Regions from separate parts of the Homo sapiens genome. Here region 2 is linked to region 1. The links are chromatin contacts, found by Hi-C or POLR2A ChIA-PET in ENCODE. All regions are on one chromosome and are shown on one strand. Each heading gives the region's core, a stretch centred on a gene start or an enhancer-like site at or near the end of the contact. The rest is flanking DNA. Distances are from core to core; before and after follow the strand shown.

Region 1 (7,254 bases), core at 3,950-6,449:
ATTCCAGGACCCCATCCTGGATGGACCTACTGAACCAGATCTCCCAGTGGGAAGACTGAAATTTCCTTACTAATCAGGCTGCCACACTACATGCATAAAGGGGTGAAATATCAACTAATCCTACAGAAGTGACCCCTAGTTAGTGAGAGGGACTTCCCATGCATGGAGAGATTCCAAGAGATAAAAACCCACACGAGGAGTAATTTTTTTAAAAATGTACTTTGGCCATCAAGATTCAAAGACATCTAAAGGCTAGAATACTGGTTCTTTTCTTTCTTAAGTGGTGGGACCCCTTTTTTCAAGCAAAATCTTTCTTAGTATCCCAAAATATCAAACTAATAACCAAGCTTTTCTGGAGGAAAGAGAGGTACTGCTCAGTCCACACCCCACCAGCACAGACCCACCCACCCACATACGCCTCAAGGAGGCCTAGGATTGCTGGTAGCAGGTTTGAAATCCAATGGGCCAGAATAAGACATTTAAATGGGAGAAATAAACAGAACTAAATCTAAATTCAAATAATTAACTGGAGGGTTAGGGCTTCTGATTAGCATATAGCTTAGGGGGATGGTTTAATAGAGTTCACTTGAAAAAGTGAAGGTTTTATTTCACTAAAAAGTCAATCCAAGCCAAAGTGTTCGTTGGCTGCCAGGGAAAGCAAGTGCAGTTTAGCCTGGGTTAATAACTAGTATTTGTATTTAGAGATTTACCATTTATGAAGCACGTTGATATGCATGATCTCACATAATACTGGATAACAACTTTGCAGAAAATTATTTTCCTGGTTTTTTTAGATGAGCAACTGAGGAACTAATCTGTGAAAGTAACTTACTCAAAGTCAATTCCAGACAGTAGCAGAGGCTTCTGCCACCAGGCACAGCACAGCCTAGGGACTGAAGGGAGAGTTCAAGAGCCTGCTGCTCTTCGGATGGTTAGAAAAGCCTGTGAACAACGTGTTTCATTCTGGTTGCTGCATTAATAGAGGTGTGTCCAAATGGGACCCTAGGCAGAGCACCGTGACCAGGGCAAAGAACAATCTGGAAACAGTATATGTAGACCTAACACTCTAAAACCGAACCCTGACATGCTCTTCAACATCTCAAAAGTTACTCCACATCTCTGTACTCCAATTTCTTCATCTGTCACAAAGATATAATATGTTTGGAAGACTCTTTGAGATGCTTACAAGAAAAACATCATTAGTGTAAACACATGGAGGAACTAGGAGCTTTTAAAGGTGGAAAACAGAATGTTTAGGAATGACATAATGGCTATTTTTAAATAATGAAGGACCATGGGGAAGGAAGATAAGTCTTATTTTACATCATTCAAGAGTAGCCGAGGCTCTTCGCCTTCTCCTTCCTGAAAATTCAAAGCCATTAGGTAGGTCCAATCTGGTAGGCTTCCTACGTTTACAAAAACGTAGGAAGAGGGATGCTGTGGAAGCCCAGAGCAGGGTATCTCAGGGAGAAAGGTATCCATATGGGGATGGGGGTGGTGGCACAGGATGCTAGAGCACTAACAGCTGAGGAGGGCAGCCCCAGGAGGAAAGGTGGTGGCAGCTGCAGAAGATTGGTTACATATGGGGAGATTTACCAAATAAGTAAACTGTTAAGAATAATGCGAACCAAGAATCTCACTGTCAAATAAAGCAGTTATAAAATATGGAGAGGAAAAACTAAACCCTGTGGTATCAGACAGGAATTTAAGGTATGACTGTAAACTCATGGTTTTAAAAGTACATAGATACAGAATTACAGATGTACATGTGTGTCTGTATATACACAGAGTAGCAACACCCTAATAGCAATGAGCACACCAAGCAACCAGATCTTGGCTTCTAAATTCCATTCTCCATTCAATAGCTCCTTGGAGAAATGTCTGATACAAAAGATGACACAGGTAAATCACAAAATGAGTTTGGAACATCTTATTCTGCCAGAGAGCAAGATGGTGCTCAAAGACTGATGGGAGTTAAAAGAGCACAGGAGCCAATGTGAAAAGACTGCACTGGCCAAACCTAGGGCCATTTTAAATAAAGTAATGACAGTAACATTAAACCACACTGAAAAAAGGAAGACACTAAGTTCTTACTGATATAAATAAATAACAGATTGAAAATTTGATGAGGAATAGGCTATTTACATGGTTTCAATGTAATTTGCCATAAAACATTTATAAATTACAAATGAGAAAAGAGTAACTATATGGTAGAGAAGCCTGGCAGACAACACCTTGATCAAGTGACCATCATCAGTAATGGGACAAACAGAAATCAATGCCACCCTGATAGGGTACAATGAGAACGCAGCACCATTTCTGTACTATTCCTACCAAAGATGCACAGCCTGAATCTAAGCTTGTGAAAATGGCACAAACACAAACTGAGGGACATTCTGCAAAATAACTGGCTTATAATTGTCAAAAGTATCAAGAGCATGATAGTGAAGGACTGAAAGAGACTAAAAACATGTAACTAAATACAAAGTGTGGTTCTGACCTGAATTCTTTTGCTTTAAAACATTATGGGAGCAACTGGGAAACTTGGATGAAATCTAAGGATTAAATGGTGTTAATGTATCATTGGTAATTTCCTGGCTTTCATGGTTGTACTGTGGTGATCTAGGAGAATAGTCCAGTTTACAGAAAATACATACTCAACTGTTTGTGTGATAGCCAACATGCTGGCAACTTTGTCTCAAACAGGATAAAAACAGGTTCTCTATACTACTTGCAATTTTCCTATTGGTTTAATGTTTCCAAATAAAAATTTTAAATGAACAGTAAATTAGGAGGATGGAAATGATGGGGAGACAGATAACATCTAGTTTGAACAGATGAAACTCTACAATTAAAGTGGTCCAAAAACAGATCCATGCTTAGAAAGGTAGGCACGATACAATGGAGAATGCTTCACTGACTAGGAAGTTAGAGGAGATGATTCCTACGTACTTTCTGATGATTTTGTAATTCTTTCCTTCAACATACTTTTTTTTTTTTTTTTTTTTTTTTTTGAGACAGGGTCTTGTTCTGTCACCCTGGAGTGCAGTTGCAGCCTCAACCTCCCAGGCTCAAGTGATCCTCCCACCTCAGCCTCCCAAGTGGCTGGGACTACAGGCACGCATCACCACACCCAGCTAATTTTTAATTTTTAATTTTTTTTTGTAGAGATAGGGTCTCACTATGTTACCCAGGCTGGTCTCAAACTCTTGGGCACAAGCCATCCTCCAGCCTCAGCCTCCTAAAGTGTTGGGATTACAGGTGTAAGCCCCCAAGCCTGGCCCAAACGTTTATCAAAACATCTACTGTGTTTCAGACAATGCGCAAGACACTGGGCTTATGAAAGTGAGACAGCCCCCACACTTGAAGCCCTTATAATCCAGTGGAGTATGATTTATTTGGAAGTTAGAAATTTTAAGACAGTCATCAGTATTACACACAGAAACAAACATGTGATTCAAGAATGCTGTCTACAATACTCCAATTTTCATTTATGAATTTTCAATAGGCTACAATTATTCCACCATATTCTTGAAGAACATTTTCATCCTAACTTTTTTGTGCTTGTGGGTGGTGTTAATTGTGGCATATGCAAAAACTTTATCACTTTTCGATTATGAACAGATGTAAATGACTTACTTGATGTTTTATTTTAGAATAACAAGCATCTTCTAAAATAAGTCTCCACCCAAAAAGCTGGGGCTATCATTACGGAAGAGACTTAACACTCTGAAACTGAACCTTGACATGCTCTTCAACACCTCAAAAGTTACTCCACATCTCTGTACTCCAATTTCTTCATCTGTCACAAAGATATAATATTCTTGGAAGACTCTTTGGGGTGCTTACAAGAAAAACATCATTAGTGAAAAGTTCTGTTAAAAATGCAGATTGCTTTCACCTTTTGCCAGGGACTACCTATTACTGTGGACATTAAAACAAAGTGACCCATCTAAATGAGTGCAACATTTTGGCAAGTTTATGGTGGTTGAAACATGATTTGGTTTTCCAACTTCTCCCCACTTGGCTTCATTTCAATCTGCGGAGTATATCAAGTGAGAATGCTTCTGCGCCTTCATACTGCCCCACAGAGGGAGTGGCCACACTAAGCAAGCCTATATTCAATTACTTTCCCCACTTTATACCTTTCTTACACTTTTCCCATATGACACTTTCATAACCATATTTAGCTTTCTTCCTACCATCTCCCTGTAATTCAAAACGCAATTTAGATTCCCATATGGTTGCCATCGAAGCTAACAGATGTCTAGCAAATTAAAACAAAAATTATGACTTATAAACTGCTGATGTATCATCATTCCAGAACATCTTGCAATTTATAGTGAATCATAAGATAAAGCTTCCTACTTGATGCCCCCCCTCCCCCACCGCCCCAAGGTTTCCTGAGTCTCCCTCCTCTCTGAATTAAGCCCTGTGGAAGCAAATTAGAGGCAAGATCCTGCCATCAACCCTGGATAAACTTGCACTTAAAGACACAAGGTAATATCTGAAAGCATATCAAAAGAGAAAGTTGGCCTCAAGTAACTGAGGCTTTTCTAATCCTTTGTAGCAAAGAAAACAGAAAAATGACTTGGTTCTCCCAAATCATTCCACCGTTTCCATTGAGTTCTTTCCTAACAAGTCACTATAAAATCTATTGAATCCATTTGCCTCATCTTCTTGGCAGATCTTAAGGGTATTATCATTACCTAGTAGTAATGATGCCAAAGTACTAGACTAAGGCATTCTAGAAGTTCTATAGCCCTGTATGGAACCAGTATAAAATCTGGAGACAACAACAGTAATGATATTCACTATTTGTTAAATATTGAGATATTATGCCGAATAAAACATTATCTCACTGAATCTTTAAAACTACAACACCATTAATGTTATCTTTCCTTTATAAACAAGAAATTAAGGCTCAGTGCCTTAATACAGTAGACTATATTTTTCAAAGATGGCCACAACCTACATGACTTTCTGCAATGTGACCTTGACACTTCTCCATCAAAAGGTGGCTTCTAATTCTTCACCCTTTGAAATTCAGCAGTCTGCATGAGTGCTCTAACCAATGGAATAGATAAAAGTGGCACTGCCAGTTCTAAGTGGAACCTTAACTGGCTGGAAGCTTCTTTAAGACTTAGAGACAGGAAGAAGCCACGTGTAGGTAGGTGCTCCAGTGACAACTCTGGCTAAGCTCCCAGCAAGCATCAGCTTCCAGTCATATGAGTATACCATCTCAGGCATCCTGCCCAGAGGGCCTTCCGGTAAGTCCAACTCCAACTACATCTCACCACAACTGTATGAGACCCCAAGTGAGAACTGTCCAGATGAGCCTGGCCAAATCACAGAACTGTGAACTATAATAATAAACAACTGTGTTTTAAACAACTAAGCTTGGAGGTTATGTAGCAATAAATAACCAGAATATTGAGATCAATTTACTTGCCTGGGAACAGTTAAGTATCCAGAATCCAAAACAGTTAAAAGCCAGAATCCAAAAGGGCAAAACATCTATTAATGATGAGTGATGGGATGTGGTGTTCGGTACCCCAAAGAAATGACTTTAAAACAAAATCCTCTTTCTTCTCCCTCCCCCAAACCCAAAGCAGTCTCAGGGTTTTCTGAGAAATGTCCCAGTACGGTGACACCCTCAATAAAATCAATTCCCTTCTGTCTTGAATTGTTCCAATATATAACAGAGGAAACAAGTTTTCCCCCACCAGCCTGTGATAACTAATGAGAAAGGAATCTGTACAAGATGTTGACTTTGTTACTCAGAATGTCATTACAACTGTTATATAAAAGGATTCAGATTTTATACATGAAGCTGTAATTCTAATAATAAAAATATATTTAATGACTCACAGGACTACATTTGAGATTCACAGTGGGGAGAGAGAAGCACGGACACTATACCAGGAACTGAACAAGCCAAGAAGAAATTAGTGAAAGGTTTTTTGTTTTGCTTTGTTTTGTTTTTTTTGAGACGGAGTCTTGCTCTGTTGCCAGGCTGGAGTACAGTGGTGTGATCTTGCCTCACTGCAATCTCCACCTCCCGGGTTCAAGTGATTCCCCTGCCTCAGCCTCCCGAGTAGCTGGGACTACAGGCACCCGCCAACACACCTGGCTAGTTTTTTGTATTTCAGTAGGGACAGAGTTTCACCATGTTGGCCAGGATGGTCTTGATTTCCTGAACTTGTGATCCGTCCACCTCAGCCTCCCAAAGTGCTGGGATCGCAGGCGTGAGCCACCGCGCCCAGCCTTGGTTTTTTTTTGTTTTTGTTTTTTGTTTTTTGTTTGTTTGTTTTTTATGAAAGGATCTTTGAGGAAGAAATGAAAGTAATAAAACTAGTCTTCAGACAAGTCTCCCTAACAGAAAATGTCTATAATTTATCACGTGTCCTGGTATATACTACTTCTGTTATAAATTAGTGGCCAAACTCTTCTATTTTTCTTCTCCAGCATATTGGAACTCAAGAAACTCATTCTGTGTAAGAACTAGAAAGAACGTTATAACTCATCCACCTCCTTCAATTTAACAGCTGAGAAACTGAGGCCCAGGCAGTTAACTGATGAAGAGCCAAACTGCTGATCAGGAAAAGAACCAAGCTCTCAGTGCTGGTGCCACCATATGTTCAATTTTATTTTACCAGAACTATACCTTTGAATGTCACCAGTGTATGTCAAATGTAGTCTAGCAGTTCAGTGTGAAAATGAAAATTAGGAAACCATGCTGTTGGCAATCTCTTCTTCATAATTGTATGGGAGTAGCACCGAGTCTGCTGTTTTTGGCAATCACAGACAGGTTGGTGACTCTGTAGAGAGCAGAGGTGTGTAACTTTTCAGAAGCAAGCTGCCAAGCTACTGACCCCAGCTTTTCAGTCACTAACATCTTAGTCTGAATTACTTTAACCAAAACCATATGGTTGCCTTTCTGTTGATCATCACTAGAGACCATGGTACAATAAAGCAGGAAATTTAAATATGGGGTAATTTTGAGGCAGAGAGCAGGATAGGAAAGGTATGAGGGAGTATCTGAGAGGAAGGCTTTGGGCACAGAGAGGAGAGGAAGGGAAGGCAAGAGGCAGGGTAAGTGAAGGGCCCTCATAAGGAAGGCACTCACTTAACAATTCTGCCTGGGGCAGCTAGTTTAGTCCCATAGCCTAGGTCTCCTTTCAGGCTTCCCATACTCACCCACCCACCTATGAAGACCTTCACAATCAGAAAACATGCGGCTCTGTTCTGGAC
Region 2 (6,995 bases), core at 781-3,280, 74 kb after region 1:
AAGAATCAAATAGATGCAATAAAAAATTATAAAGGGGATATCACCACTGATCCCAGAGAGATACAAACTACCATCAGAGACTACTATAAACACCTCTACACAAATAAACTAGAAAATCTAGAAGAAATGGATAAATTCCTCGACACATACACCCTCCCAAGACTAAACGAGGAAGAAGTTGAATCCCTGAATAGACCAATAATAGGCTCTGAAATTGAGGCAATAATTAAGAGCCTACCAACCAAGAAAGTCCAGCAGGACCAGACGGATTCACAGCCGAATTCTACCAGAGGTACAAGGAGGAGCTGGTACCATTCCTTCTGAAACTATTCCAATCAATAGAAAAAGAGGGAATCCTCCCTAACTCATTTTATGAGACCAGCATCAACCTGATACTAAAGTCTGGCAGAGACACAACAAAAAAAGAGAATTTTAGACCAATATCCCTGATGAACATTGACGCAAAAATTCTCAATAAAATACTGGCAAACCGAATTCAGCAGCACATCAAAAAGCTTATCCACCATGATCAAGTGGGCTTCATCCCTGGGATGCAAGGCTGGTTCAACATATGCAAATTAATAAACGTAATCCATCATATAAACAGAACCAAAGACAAAAACCACATGATTATCCCAATAGATGCAGAAAAGGCCTTTGATAAAATTCAACGGCCCTTCATGCTAAAACTCTCAATAAATTAGGTATTGATGGGATGTATCTCAAAATAATAAGAGCTATTCATGACAAACCCACAGCCAATATCATACTGAACGGGCAAAAACTGGAAGCATTGCCTTTGAAAACTGGCACAAGACAGGGATGCCCTCTCTCACCAGTCCTATTCAACATAGTGTTGGAAGTTCTGGCCAGGACAATTAGGCAGGAGAAAGAAATAAAGGGTATTCAATTAGGAAAAGAGGAAGTCAAATTGTCCCTGTTTGCAGATGACATGATTTTGTATTTAGAAAACCCCATCATCTCAGCCCAAAATCTCCTTAAGCTGATAAGCAACTTCAGCAAAGTCTCAGGATACAAAATCAATGTGCAAAAATCACAAGCGTTCCTATACACCAATAACAGACAAACAGAGAGCCAAATCATGAGTGAACTCCCATTCACAATTGCTTCAAAGAGAATAAAATACCTAGGAATCCAACTTACAAGGGATGTGTAGGACCTCTTCAAGGAGAATTACAAACCACTGCTCAAGGAAATAAAAGAGGACACAAACAAATGGAAGAACATTCCATGCTCATGGATAGGAAGAATCAATATCGTGAAAATGGCCATACTGCCCAAAGTAATTTATAGATTCAATGCCATCCCCATCAAGCTACCAATGACTTTCTTCACAGAATTGGAAAAAACTACTTTCAAGTTCATATGGAACCAAAAAAGAGCCTGCAGGTGTGAGCCACCACGTCCGGCTGATAAGAGCTAATGTTTCTAATGCCTGTGTGTGGCATGCACTTTCCATGGATTCTCTCATTTAGTATCCAGGAAATTTCCATCTAAATCAGATTGAAATCCTTAAAGTTTAGGCAATGACGTATCATGACATACAAGTACGACTAAAGATCAGAACTTTCTTCCCAAACCCAAAAGGACAACACAAACTTCCCTTTTCCTCAAGTAGAAGGTAGAAAACCATAGCAACATCAAATTTCACAGGAACAAATTGAAAATTGTGTAGCTATGAAAGAGGCCCCAGTGTTATCATCCTATTATAGTTGGGTTCTCTTATCAATTTATTATTCATTTATTCATCCGTGCATTCACTCATTCGACATTTATTGAATACTTGCCCTGTGATGTACCACGCCAAGTTCAAGGGCTATAAAGATAAAGAAGACACATCTTCTGCCCTTGAGGAACTCACAGCCTAGCAAGAGAGACAAATATGAGAGTAAGTAATTCCACTGAAGGCATAAGTGTGATATTAGAGGATCAGCACAGAATGCTGTGGGAGCCCAGAGCAGGAAATGGCTAACTAACCCCTGCCTGCGAGACACGGAGTACTTCCCAGAGGATACCACCCGAGATAAGGGCTTCATCAGGCAGGGTGCAGGAAATGAGCCTCTGAGCAGAGGAAGGGGTTTGCACAGGCATGGAGGCATGACTCATGCTCATTTGGGCAACTGTGTGTAGCTTGATATAACCAGAGCTAGGAAGCCAGCAGATGGGGTGGGAGGAAGGAAAACAGAAGCCAGAAGGATTTTTAAACAAATTCATGATTAGATCAGATCTTATAAAAATTCCTCGGGAGGCTGAATGGAAACTAAGTTAATGAGGCAAGGCCAGCCAGAAAAAGGCAAAGAATACCTGGCATTTTGAAGCTGCTACTTGGATGCAGGTGTTTTGACTCAGGGATATTTTGAGGTGGCCTGAAAGTAATTTAATTTTCAACTCCTAAAAATTACTAAGTCATGTGCAAAACACTCATCTCACCTCATCACAGAACCCCACCTCATGCTAGCCCCTGCATCTAGGATGAAGCTCAGGGAAGGGGTGGAGGTTGGAGCTGGGGTTAGGGGTAGAGGGAGTATTTCACAACATCTTACAGATAAGCCACATATAGCCAGGAGGCGGTTTACTGCAGGTTCCTACCTCAGAAAGAGCCATTAATATGCAACAAGCATCCTGCTCCTTCTCTGTGAATTTCCTTGTATTTTGCAAGAGCTGCACCTCAAAATTTCTGGTTACTCCCTTGCCATTATGATTGTAGCAATAATTTAGTTTTGGTTAATAAATGTTATTAAGTGCTTTAACTGATGTTCCTATTTTCCTTAGAAAAATCTCAAAAACCTCTGCTTTTATGGGCTTCCATAAAATGTTCAATTTATTTTTGGGATTCAGGTTATGCATTGGGAGGGAAGCTGGAGAGAGAGTATATCAATTAGGATGATTTTAGTTGTAAGTAAAAACAAAGTTATTGGCCTGAAGGAGTTCAAGAAATGCCACCCCGGAATATGCCAGCTGCTTTGGTATGCTGATTACTTCAAACTAGGGGGCACTTGGGGAACAGAAGACGCAGGCAGAGGCTTTCTCTGAGCTCCCCTTATCTACCTAAAGACAGATAGTCCAGAAGGAGCTCAGCTGTCCTGAATCCCCTTGGGAATCTCATCAGTCAGAGAATGAGGAATCTCTTAACCAAGATTAACTTGGAACACAGGGTCTCACTCTGCCACCCAGGCTGCTACCCAGGCTGGAGTGCAGTGGCACAATTGCAGCTCACTGTAACCTCAAACTCCTGGGCTCAAGCAAGCCTCCTGCCTCAGCCTCTGGAGTAGCTGGAAATACAAGCTCGTGCAACCATGCCCAACTAATTGTTTTACTTTTTGTAGAGATGGGGTCTTGCCATGTTACCTAGGCTGGTCTTAAGCTCCTGGCCTCAAATGACCCTCCCACATTGGCCTCCCAAAGTGCTGAGAGTGTGCAGACGTGAGCCGCTATGCATAGCCCAAAAGTCATCTTTTAAAAGAACTCGTGAAAAATAATATTAAATACAGATGTGACTGAAGTATGAAGTGACAATTTTTATAATTGGGAAATCGAGAAATATGTAATAAATGTCAGGGATATTTTTGATAATATAGAAAAAATGAATTTATATTCGTCCAGGCTGTTTTGACTCAGAGGCTTGGGAACTGATTAGGAAATAATCCCAGGAGTCCGAGGGTGAAATAACTGGTTAGGGCCTAGACTAAAGTTGTGGTTGGGGGCTTTGGAAAGGAGGGAACTGAACTGAGAGATTTATTTAACAAATGGGACCCAGGACTTGGTGATTGGGCCTGAAAGTGCAAAGGAGAGATTAACTTCCAGGTTTCTGGATCAGGTAGCTCACTAGGGAGGAAGACCCATCATAGAAATAAGAACTAGAGGAAGAAAAGGAAAATTGGAAGATGTGGAAAGAAAAGTTGTCCCAAACTCTTTCTGGGTCTGATTTAATTTACAACCTCATTCTGGGAAGAAATATATGCATTCTCTGATAAAAATGGATAAGCAATTATCTGATAAACTTTAATAGAATTAAGACTCGTTCTAGGAAGCAGTCATGATGACTTCATCATCTCTAGGTAGGGATGATGACTGACATCCCTACCTAGTTGACTGTCAGTGAAGAGTCTTGTGGCCATTAACCAAACCTTCTCTTTCCCTTCCTTGTTTAACAGTGAGGATTTAACTTTCTCTTTACCTACAAGAAGCACTACCAAGAGTTAGTTTTTGAAATAACTCCTACAGGTCTTTTCTTTTGGAGCAAGATTATGACAAAACTTCAACAGATGCTTATAACTGGAGGATTGTAGAGGAGGATCCTGTCTTCTTCATTTATAGGTATTTTAAGTCCTAGTTCTATGGAAATAATAATCTAAAAATAATTGTTAAAGTAACACATGTTCAGAAAGTTTGGAAAAATTCATAAAATTAGAAAGCATAGGAAACTTACTTGTACATCATCCTTATGCATTCATTTTTTCACTATTTATATTTCCTTCTACAAATTTTGTGTCCAAAGCCTTTAACTGTTTTTCTGTTGATGATTGTCTTTATAATGAAATCGTTGGAATGTTTTATAAATTAAGAATATGACCCCAAATCAATTGACCTTTTAAGGTGGGAAGCTCATTTTGTGGTGAAGACCCCTGCTTAAAGTTGGGTTCCTTAGTAACTCCTCTCATTGTGTTGTTTATTAACAAAAGCACACCAACATGGCACATGTATATGTAACAAACCTGCATGCTGTGCACATGTACCCTAAAACTTAAAGTGTAAAAAAAAAAAAGGTCTGTTTTATCAGAGACAAAAAAAAAAAAAGCTAATTGTTCTTCAGCACTTACTACTTGCCAGACACTAGTCAGCTTGGCTTCCTGAGAAGAACCATGTCTACCCTTAGCTGCAATCCTGATGGTGAGTGCAGTGTCTAGCACACGAGAGGGAATAAGAACTTGATGAACATGACAATAGTAACAATCTTGAATAACTATTTGCCAGGAGTTACTAAACATGTTATATACATTATCTCATTTAAATCCTCATAATAACTCTATAAGTACAATTATTGTCACTATTTTACGGATGAGGAAACCGAGCACATAAAGAAGTTAAATGTCTCATCTGAGATCCCACAGTTAGAGCTGAGGTTAAAACCCGGTTCCGTTTACTTTGAGACTCAAGCTTTTGATTGTGACGCTATCTAGAGGATTATTTCTAGTAGAGGAATTTTAGACATGAGATATGAACACTTAATTCTTTGAACAATCCAGTCTTTATGTGATCTCATGTCACAAAATTTATTCCTCAAGTTTTTTTGGAACATTTTTTAATGGAAATGAGAGGGTTATCAATGGAAATGAGAGGGTTATCATTACATAACTAGAAAAATCTCAGATCACAAATTTCATGTTTCTCAAAGCTTTTGAATTATAATACCAGGCAGAGCTTTCGGAAAAGTTATCCAGTGGAGGGTGAGAAGACCCCACAGGGAATAAAGTGAGCTAATGATCCAGACTAGCATCATGAAACTGCCCAGAAGTACACAAAGACAGAGTCAATTTCATGGAATCTGTTCTTACTTTGTTTAAATTTCACAGTAGCTCAGATTAAAACCTTAGTTTCATGTTATATCCAGTTTCTGTTCACAAGTTAATTGAGAGCATTTTCCACTGCTGATGTGTAAAATCTGCTCCCTACCGGTAGAATCAGAGATTCCTAATTGATTTGACCAATTTAGATTAAGTTGATTCACATCTGCAAGTAGAGAGCCACCTTCATGGTCATGGAGGAAGAAGGCATCCTGTGCAGTCTTCCCACCATCTTCTCAGCTCAGTCCAGGCAGACTTGCTGCTGGGGTTAAGCAGAGAGAGGCCTTTACCAGTGTGCTAACTACTACTTTTCTCTGGGATGTTTATGAGAATGGCTCAGTTTACAGGCATTGCAGCCCAGGGGTGGGCAAATGACAGGCCAGACTGGACCTACAAGTGTAGTCAACAGTAGGAGCGTGCTTGGATGATGGGCATTTTACCTATCTTTCTTTTAATCCATTTCTTCTATTGATTGTTTAGCAATTTTTTTTACATGATTTTGTGGAAATGGCATAGGATTGTGAATCAGAAGATAAGTGTCCCTATTCTGTGTGATTTAGGACAAAGCACTTCCATTTCTGAGCCTCAGTTTCCTCAACTGTAAATTAGGGATAATATCTTCCTCCTGGGATAATTGCAAGGAATAAATAAGCTAATGTATTTGAAAATGCATTATAAAACTCAATGCACTTTATAAATATTTTGTTATACATAATTTTATTCTAGTTTTACAGCTGAGAAGACTGAAATTCGTAGAGATTAAGGCTACATTTCTAATAAGAAAGTGAGGATCTGAACCAGGGCTAGCTCCAGATTCTTCTTTTTACATGTTGCCTCCTTAAACAAACTCAAGTTGTTATTGTGAATATATTTTTTGCATAACTTAGGCTAGCAATTTTTAACCCTGATTTCAGGAGCCCCACGTAACACTCCAGAGGACTTTGTGCCAGCCATCCCTAGTGCCTAGCAAACAGAAGAGTACCCAGGTCCATATCTCCCAGTTACACACAGATTTCTCATAGACCTGAAAATGGGGCACAACATAAAAGTGTAAATTCCTATCACTGCAGGACCAGCTGCTATTATTTAGTGTGCTATTTTAACACTAAACAATTCAGAGTGAAGAAAACTTCCTCTGTTTATTCTTCGTCTATTGTACTCCTTTGCTGTATATAACAACATATCATTGCAAGTGGCTTTAGGGAATCCTTTGTACCCAGACCATAGAATACAAAGGCACAAACTAGTGACCCTAACAAATAAGACAATGCTTGTTGACCGTTTGATGAAGTTACTAATTAAAAAATATCTTCTAGGAAAACCTTAAAAAAAAAACAAAACAAAAAACACTTCCAAGGGAGAGGAAAAGAATGGGATGTTTTCCTCCCTCTTACCTGAGAAATCTCCTCT

The links. A loop is a pair of places that touch in the nucleus more often than their neighbours do. ChIA-PET counts read pairs that join two places held with the same protein, here RNA polymerase II (POLR2A). Pooled maps may share reads with other maps.
Region 2: a loop to region 1 is called in a map of endothelial cell of umbilical vein, with 5 times the contacts of the local background. The contact joins two enhancer-like sites. A Hi-C loop is called at or near these places in 2 of 168 maps with a recorded cell type or tissue (PC-3 and endothelial cell of umbilical vein) and 2 of 50 pooled maps. POLR2A ChIA-PET finds 5 or more read pairs at or near these places in 2 of 52 experiments (activated CD4-positive, alpha-beta memory T cell and activated T-cell).

Annotation. Positions count from the first base shown.
Region 1 is chr4:98,648,877-98,656,130 of GRCh38, forward strand. All of the region lies in intron 1 of TSPAN5 (tetraspanin 5), which reads right to left. Among named protein-coding and RNA genes, the nearest start is that of TSPAN5, 6.1 kb to the right of the region's middle. RefSeq lists an enhancer at 4,393-5,592. Within about 2 kb of position 5,200, at least 11 of the 41 ENCODE cell types and tissues checked have a DNase peak (open chromatin) inside an H3K27ac peak, as active enhancers do; they include PC-3 and endothelial cell of umbilical vein, where a contact is called at or near this core.
Region 2 is chr4:98,726,537-98,733,531 of GRCh38, forward strand. No RefSeq gene overlaps it. Among named protein-coding and RNA genes, the nearest start is that of TSPAN5-DT, 71 kb to the left of the region's middle. Within about 2 kb of position 2,031, at least 3 of the 41 ENCODE cell types and tissues checked have a DNase peak (open chromatin) inside an H3K27ac peak, as active enhancers do; they include PC-3 and endothelial cell of umbilical vein, where a contact is called at or near this core.